2 separate regions of the Homo sapiens genome follow, and region 1 is linked to region 2. Evidence: read pairs that join two places in POLR2A ChIA-PET (ENCODE). Cell type or tissue: PC-9. All regions are shown on one strand. Links, peaks and the distances in the headings refer to the core of each region. The heading gives the core; the rest is flanking DNA.

The links. ChIA-PET counts read pairs that join two places held together with the same protein. Peaks named below come from ENCODE experiments on the same cell type or tissue, not always from the same donor. Only the 100,000 strongest peaks of a DNase experiment are listed, where the experiment ranks them.
Region 1: POLR2A ChIA-PET joins it to region 2 with 5 read pairs; 2 of 35 experiments call an interaction of 5 or more read pairs at or near these places.

Annotation. Positions count from the first base shown.
Region 1 is chr9:109,446,414-109,450,801 of GRCh38, forward strand. It overlaps PTPN3 (protein tyrosine phosphatase non-receptor type 3), which reads right to left. Exons shown (of 26, transcript NM_002829.4): 6 at 2,398-2,442. Among named protein-coding and RNA genes, the nearest start is that of PTPN3, 50 kb to the right of the region's middle. In PC-9, for the core only: no CTCF peak of the experiment used is centred there; no DNase peak of the experiment used is centred there.
Region 2 is chr9:109,379,708-109,384,095 of GRCh38, forward strand. It overlaps PTPN3 (protein tyrosine phosphatase non-receptor type 3), which reads right to left. Exons shown (of 26, transcript NM_002829.4): 23 at 3,716-3,844; 24 at 2,595-2,740; 25 at 1,945-2,080. Among named protein-coding and RNA genes, the nearest start is that of EPB41L4B, 61 kb to the left of the region's middle. In PC-9, for the core only: no CTCF peak of the experiment used is centred there; a DNase peak (open chromatin) is centred at 1,794; H3K27ac peaks cover 468 bases.

The sequences.
Region 1 (4,388 bases), core at 106-4,105, 67 kb after region 2:
AGGGGCCCCCATTGTTCCTCAAGTGATGCTGTGTTCCTGCTGGGACTTGCAAATAATCTCCCCAAGGTTACAGATGAGGTCCAGGGATCTCACCTCTGTTTGTTCATCTGGAAATCTAGAGAGCTCGTGGGGAGGATAGGCAGAAACAGGATGAGTATCAGCTATTTGCTCTCCTAACAAGATGGGGTTTGATTAAATCTACGCCAGTGTCCTTGCTGGAGAAAGAGGAGGTGAATGGGATTTGGGGAACAACTTAGAAAAGAGGCTGAGGAGGTTCCCTCTAGATGGAAGAAACAATCCTATGAAGAAACCAGAAAGAAAAACATTCCAAAAACTGTTCCAAATACATACTAGGGAACACCAGAAGCCTCTGTTCTGCTCTCAACTTGGCCGCATGTTCCTAAACACATCCCTTTCTTTCACCTTGGGCTTCAGGGTCTTCACCTGCTGAGTGAAGGGCTTGGATGAGATCAACCATCTTGGAAAGAAGGAGATGACACCTTGAGTGCCGGCTACCATGGACGGCTCAAACAAGTCGGGACAATTTGACACCTAGGAAAAGTGCTCCATATGTTCCACTGGGCCTGTCAAAAGACCCACAGTTACAAATACACAAATCCACATCTGAGAAGCGTTTGGTAGCAGAGACCCTCTCCTCAGAGAGGTGGTGAGGACTTGACAAGGGCCACAGATCTAAGCCAGGATGTGGCCTTAACAGATTTGCCCTGATTCACATGGAAATAACAAGGGGCATTTTGTTTGGAGAAGAAAAACTGAAGACAACCCATTATTTGGAGAATTAGACTAGAAGTTCCTGAGGAGGCAAGGCCCTGGCCTTATTTGACCAGCGTAGTTCGGTGCCTGTCTCATAAAAAGGTGACTGCAAACTATCTGTGGAAAAGACTAAGTGTGCAGAAGAGAAGGAAAGAATGGGTTTCTGCAGCTGCTAAGGACAGCCTGGACCCAGGAGAGGGGTCGGTAATTTCAACCTTGAGTTACCCTAAAATGTAAAAATGCTGCCTCATGAAAGGGTGAGCTCCCCCTCACTGGGGGTGATCAAGCAGAAGCCTGAAGACCTGTAGATTGTGCTGGGGAAGTGACTCATTCCTACCTTGAATGGCAGGATGAGCTAAGTGATGAGAATTCTATAATTCTATGAGTGCTCAATAGTCAACAGCTCTGGAAATCCTTTCCTCAAGGTGTCTCTTGCTTCTAACTATCCACCTCCTCTCTCCACAAACTTCACTGCCATGCCCCCAGGTCTCTGGCCTGGATGCTACAATAGCTTCCTTGAAGGCTGTCCATTCCCTTCCATCCAGACTGAACCGCCCCTGGCCTCTGCCAGTCTTCCCTTGTGCACAATGATACTATCTTTGTGGATATGGCTCTTGCCACATCCTTCCTGCTTAAAAACCTTCAACAGTTCTCTTCTGCCTGCTAGATGTAAGATGCCCGCCTACGTAGGACACGAACAGCCCTCTCTATTCTCCTGTAAGCTCTCAGCATGTGGTTTCCAAGTGGGACTGTCGGGGGTGGGGTGTCTTCTCACTGCCCAGGGAAATCCACCTCCTCACTTCTCTACCCAACCCAATTCTGGCTCATCCTAGCAATCTATAAAGACTTTTCTAGCTCACACCAGCAGGAGCTCCTCAAGTCTTATGACAACTGTTGTCTCTACTGCCCATATTGGTTCTAATTGTTTCCTAATTGCTTCATGGGATACTGTCTCATTTCCCCAGTGAGACTCCAGCTCCCTCATGGTACAGCACGCTGGTAACCTCTGAAGACCCTCCTCTCCAGGGCTAAACTCACAGGGGTTGGGGGTGCGGTGAAGAGACTGGGAATAAGCTGTGCTCTTCCCACCAGTTTACCTGCTGCAGTTTCTTCCCTAAGTCAAGAAAAGGAGGTAGCTCAGGGACCATCGGCTTGGAATTTCCTCTCCCTTCTAGCTACTGAGATGGTCTTGGTAACACAAGAAGCACTGAATCACAGGCAAATGAGCAAAAAGCCTCCCAGAGAGAAAATGAGTCATCCGTGGGTACTAAGGGGCTCAAAAGTGGACCCAAATTAGGCCTGATCTGCCTTCCTGAATGAAGCCCATTGTACATTCTGGGTCCCCTCCTCCCTTTAAAATTTCTCAGGTCTTTACCAGAAAGATAGCTGCATCCTTTGTAATAAAACTGAAATAACATGAAACAAAGTTATCAATCCTTAGCCTCTCTCAGCCAAGACTGAGGTATAATAAAAACAGATGTCCAAAGCCTAATGCTGTACAGGATGCTTTGCACATCCACTCTGTTTAGATTTGATATTGTTACCAGAAATAAACACTCATTAGATTAAAACCAGGAATTTTGCTAGTCTAACAGGAAAAGAAAAATGTAAAATTCTCATTACCTTCCTTCGCAAATATCCATCTTCAGTTGTAAGAAATACAAGTGCCTATGAAACAATTGTTTTCATTAATTCATACTCAAACTGAAATAAGCAAAAAAAAAAAAAAAAGAAAGTTTGATGAGTCAAAGACAAGAGCTGTACATGTGAAAGATACATAAAAATACGGTTTTGGTCCAAGGTATCAGGTGCTACCTTACGCTCTGCAAAGCTGCCCTGTCATTACTGATGGCTCATGTTGATGCCCTACGTCTTGACTGGTGGGGGCAATTTTCTGCCAGCACAGGCTGTCCTATGAAGAGCTGAGCAGGGATGAATGGGGTGGAAACAGCCCACCAAAGATGGGCTGGTACTATGGGTTCCGCTGTCAGTGAGCGCCCCTGCCCTTGAGGACCAGAACCCACAGGGGCTCTGCACAAGCGGCGCCCACACACTGGCAGGGCCACTGTTCTGAACACTGTGCCAGGATCCATCCACCCAAGCTCCATCTGCATGAAGTTGCTAAAAGGAGGGGAGTCTGTGAAGACACCTTCTTGGCTGGGGTACAAACCCCCAGGTGAGCATTCTGTGTCCCAGGAACTGTGGGTGCATGAGCAAAAGCATAAACATCAGTAAACTAGAAGTTTCCAGGACCTCCAAGCTGAATTCTGCACTCATCTCTGGGCAACCAGCAAATGTAACTTCCAAACTCCAGACCTGTTTTGTGGGCAAGTCGTGGCAGGCCCCTCAGCCTGTGACTTTGCTCCTCTGCCTGGGGAGCGGGGAAAGGAGGCCTTCGGCAGCATTGCGCAGGTCAGGAAGCGCCCTGGGGAGACTTCTATTTAGGGATGCGGCATACATGTGACACTTGGCCACTAGCTCCCATGCTTTTTTAAACCCAGATTCAAACGGGATAGACATTCCATTGTCTGGCCAAGATGACAAAAGGGAAACCTCTTGAAATCTAATATAGACAGGGCAGAAGTGCACAGGGGCAGGAGAGAAATAATTTTCACAATTGAAACAAATCAGTTTCATTATTCCTTCAAATTTATAAAGGCCAAGGAACTGGCTTTTTGAGATGGGAATGCTTCAAACAGTATTACAACCTCCTATTTGCACAGTTCCGGGCTTTGTACATGGTACTACTTTGTAACTTTCCCTCTTATCTCAGCCTCATAACTCTGTAAGGTAGGTACCACTATCTCCATTTTTACAGATGACAAAATCGGAGCTCAGATAGGATATGTGAGGTCAATTGTGTCTTATTTTAACCTGGATGATCATGTTATAAAAAAACTCACTATGCTACAAATTTCTTATATGTTTAATGGCTAAAAAGCTTAGGATCCATGTCGTAACTCTAATATTATTACTTTGATTATAATTAACTACCCACAATGTATTGAACACCTGGCCTTGAGAGACAGTATAACATACATTTGCTGATTCACACCTATTTGGTATTGGAATCTCCATCTTTTCCACCTAGGAGAACATCATCAGTTCTTTCTAGTTTGTTTCTATGTTTATCCAAGCTGACATTCAACCAGAATTAAGTGTTCTCTCCTCCTACAATGCTACTGAGAGAAAAAAAGAGAAAGGAGAGTTATAGATAATCCAATGGTGAACCCGGGCTTTCATTGACAAGCTCAGCTAATCAGTATGTCTTCCTAGGGATATAAATGAGAAGATAAACGTGGAGATCACCACTCACCAAATGCTGCCTTGTCATATATTGAGCAAAGTTTCTGAGTCAACCCCATGGCATCATACACAAAGAAACTAGAATAGTGGAACCCAACCCGAGCTTGGGAGACTTCCTAGGAATCTTGAAGGAGCCTAGTTTTGAGATTGCCAGTATATAAAATTCTGCAAAGAATGATCTAAATTTATCAGAAACAGCAGTTGTGGAGGCTCACAATGAAGAAGATATTTATTTAACAATTAGAATACAGGATAGTTCTTTAGAAGAGATGCCTGGGATGCCTAACTTCAGAAATGTAATGACCTCT
Region 2 (4,388 bases), core at 102-4,101:
CTTTTGCAGCATTTGTAAATATTCCCTGAGCGCCAACTCTGGGCCACAGGCCAGGTACACCTGTGAAGCCCTAGTTCCTATATGATGCGGGGAGGGGGCACTCCCAGAGAGGGGTGGGCAAAGTGTCATGGAGACATGACAGAGGGAGAAACTGGCGGTCTGGGGGAGGTGGGAAGGAGCAAAAGTCCCTGCGGGACAGCCCTTCTTGTAAGTGGAAGTGTGGAAGCCTCAGTAAGAGCCCATTTTGAGAAACGGGGTCAGGGAGCCTGCTCCTGGACTCAACACCTAGGCATGTGGAGGAGGAGGGGCTGCACAGGTGGGCTGGGACCTGGTTGTGGGCACCTTGTGTTGGGGTAAGGAGTCTGGATTGTGTTTTACAAAGCAGAGCCACTGAAAGATGCTCTGCAGGATACAGTTATTTATCTTAGCAAATACCTAAGAAACATATTGTAGCAAAGTATACAGGGGGGATAAAAGCATTTAGACTGAGCTTCTCCAGCTAGGAAAATCTATCTATCTATCTATCTATCTATCTATCTATCTATCTATCTATCTATCTAGTTTTCAAGACAGAGTCCTGTTCTGTCACTCAGGCTGGAGTGCAGTGGCGTAATCTTGGCTCACTGCAACCTCCACCTCCTGGGTTCAAGCGATTCTCCTGCCTCAGCCTCCCAAGTAGCTGGGACTATAGGCACATGCCACCATGCCTGGCTAATTTTTGTATTTTCATTAGAGACGGGGTTTCACTATGTTAGCCAGGCTGGTCTTGAACTACTGATCTCAAGTGATCCACCTTCCTTAGCCTGCTGAAGTGCTGGGATTATAGGCGTGAGCCACCGTGCCCAGCTTCCAGCTGGGAAAATCTACCAGGATGATGGACTTTTTTCTTTTTAACCAGCCACGAGGTCTTCCATACCAAAAAACAGGGCAGAGAATGGCCCTAATAACATAAGCTGATTTTTTTTCTCTTAACAAGATTTTCTGGGTACAAACTAATATAAAACTACCAAAGCTTAAAAATTTATTAGGGAAATCTTATAAACTTTGTCCACAGCCTGTGAAGAGACAGAGCTGGTTGGAACATATAGTTCCTGCTCCTTTCTTTGCTAACTCCTCATGTACCCTGGGGGTTTTTACCAGAGAAGACACTTCTCCAGGAAGCCTTCCTAGACTTTCCAAATCCTGCTTTAGATACTCTTCCACCATGTTCTCAGACAGCCCTGAACTTCCCTCACCGCTGCTGACACTTAGCATAGACTAATCCAGTTCTCCTACTAGATACAAGCCTGTCTCTGCACCCTTCTTTGTCAAATGAATGAATGAATGAATGTGGGATGGTCCCCATTTTGCACAGGGAAGCTGAAGCTTGGAGAGAGGTTCAGGACTTATGCAAAGGTTGTTCCATTTGTGGTGGGACCTTAATCATGCTCTTTCCACACCGCTTCACTGCCCCGCTTGCAGTTCCAGGGGAAATCCCCAAGAGTTATCCCCTAGAGTTCCTCTTGAGGACAAGAGGATGTTGCACATGACCCTACTTTGAGCTCTGGCCTGCCCGTGGAGGACACAGCAGGTACTCAGGCACCACACGGGTGGAACAGAGCTCAAAGTAGGGTCATATGCAACATCCACTGAGCCAAAAGGAGTACCCAGGTCTAGGTGGGTCGGTGCGGGGGAGGATAATGGACAAATGATTGTTCAACGATACAGAATGCAACCAGGGCTGCTCCCTGACAGACGGGCTGGCAGGAAATAAACCACAGAGGCAGCAGAGCTCAGAGGTGAGATGGGTGTGGGCTGTAGCCACTGACAAGCTCTGTGACCTTGGGCAAGTGATTCAGTCCCCCTGAGCTGCAGTCTGTTGACTCACAAAGCCCTTCTCTCAGGCCTGCCTGGTGTAAGTGCTCAGAAAGTGCCAGCCACCGTAATTACTGGATTTCTACTCACTGATGTCTGCACCATCATGGCGCGCTGGTCTCGCATTTTTCGGACAATATCCAGTGGGTAAATGGGCAGGTTCCTCTCAGTTAGGCACATGGCTGTTTCCATAGTGACCAACACACCGGTTCGACCTATTCCAGCACTGGAGAGGGGAGAGAAGACAGACTTGGGATTTGTCTGAGTAGCCTTTCTGCATGGCCCAGCGAGCAGTTCCCCGCTGACTCCAAAGGGGCTTTCCTCCCTTGGCCTTCGAGAAGACAAAACGCACACTCACGGCGTGCTCTCAAACAGGCTGAGACAGCCTGTCCTCACACATCTGAGACTGGGGGCTAGCAGGCAGTGGAAAGAGGGCCACTGTGAAGTGCCAAACCTATTCCCTTTCTCACTCACACCTATGACGAAGGTCAGCTGACAGAAGGACAGGAGAAAGGGTGTGTGAGGGGATTTTCTTCTTCAGTTCTGTGCTACATTCACAAAGTTAGGATTTCATAAAATTCCAAAAAACTTTTGAAATGGTGAAGAACCACAGTCAACAGAGGTTTGTAAGGGCACACGACTTTGTGGGATGTAGGGTGGGTCTGGCGCCTGCCAATTGTCTCCAGGCCTTTTCCGACAGGGAAAGGATTCCAAACCTAACAAAACAGCAAGCGCCATACCTGCAGTGAACTAGGACGGGCTCGCTGTCCACTCTCAGAGACCTCACATAGTTTACAAATTCCAGAAAGTCGGAGGAGTCATCGGGCACACCGTGGTCAGGCCATGCGACGTACTGGAGATGTGTCACTGTGTGTTCTTCCCCGGTCTGTGGGAGATGCAGTGGCCTTGGTGAGCCCATCCAGGTGGTGAGCATGAGGACCCAGCCCCAACCCAGACACAGGGTGGCCCTGTCTCCTGATGCTTTCTCCCTCTGCGCACAGCCCTGCTGTGGCCCCTAGCAATTCCTCCCCTCCTTCCCCAAAGATCCCCATCCCCTCTCAGGCTCAGCTGTGGGCCTGTCCTGCAGGGCTGCCTTCCTTGATCACTTCTGCCCAGTGATCTCCTCTGCCCAGTGATCTCCTCCATTTGCTGCTATGGTACTTGCCATTAGAGGCCACACATGCTGACTGTTTTTTTTTTTTTTTTTCAACTGTGGCAAAATATACTAACATGAGGCTTACCACTGTAACCACATTTAAATGTACAGTTCAGCGGCATTGAGAATACTCGCAATGTTGTAGAGCCATCAGCACTACCTATTTCCAGAACTTTAAAATATCCCGCAAACATAAACCCTGCACCCATTATGCCATATGGCAAAATGTCCATAGATGTCCTTTCTCCTCCTTCCCCAAGCCCTTGGCAACCACCGTTCTACTTTCTGTCTCTATGAATTGGACGACTCTAGGCACTTCACAGAAGTTGAATCCTACAGTATGTGTCTTTCTATGTCTGGCTTATTTCACTTAGGATAATATGCTCAAGGTTCCCCAGTGTTGTAGCAGGGGTCAGAATCTCCTTCCTTTTAAAGGCTGAATCATATTCCATTGTATGGACAGACCACGTGCTGTTTATCCATTCCTCCATCGATGGACACTGGGCTGTTTGCACCTCGTGCCTGTTGTGACTAGGGCCACTGTGAACTCTGGGCCCTGGCTCTTTGATGGGCAGTCTTGCGCACTTACTGACACGCTTGCCAGGTGCAAACAGAGTGCACACCTAGAAGCGTGACCACCTGGGATGACAGTGGCCGCTGATTCAGCACCTGCCCCTCCACCGTGCCCCTCAGGCTGCGGCTCACCTGGGTGTTTGTGACCAGCATTTCTCGGGACACATAGGCGATGGTGCAGTCCTCTGACTGACACTGGATGTGAAAGCCGCCGTGGTTCATGACGTCGGGGGGATCTGGCCAGTACTGGTGACATTTGGTCTGTAAGAAACCACCGAGAGTGAGTGAGCCCCGTCTGTGGGGTGTTCCTGCAAGCAGTTAACCCTGGACAGGTGGACGGGTTAGGCATCCTCTCATGCACACCCGAGAGCACTGATGGGAGAAAACAAACTCAGCCAAGTCCATCAGCTGTTTCTCAGGGCGGGGTGGGGGCAGCCTGCCAGGGACTAGGCCACAGGTCTCCGCTCAGCCCCAGGCTGCAGCCTGGAGGAGGAGGACGCAGCGTCTTCATCACCAGGGGCCACTCGCTGGAAGAGCACCAGTGGCCTCAGATGCAGGACCTTAGCCTGTGAGCAACCTCTCTACCCTCCCAGACCCCAGCCCCTCAGGCCCCTCCCCACCTCCAACGGCCCCTCCTCCTGCACCCCTCCTCCACCATTCTCCCCACCCTTTTGAGGGGGAGGCCTCCAGGCACAGCAGTTAAGGGCACACATCTGGTGTCATACACAACTCCGCTGGGATCCTTTCCTCCTCCATTTGTCAGCCAGATGATGTCGAAACAGTTGCTTAACCTCTCTGATTTTCA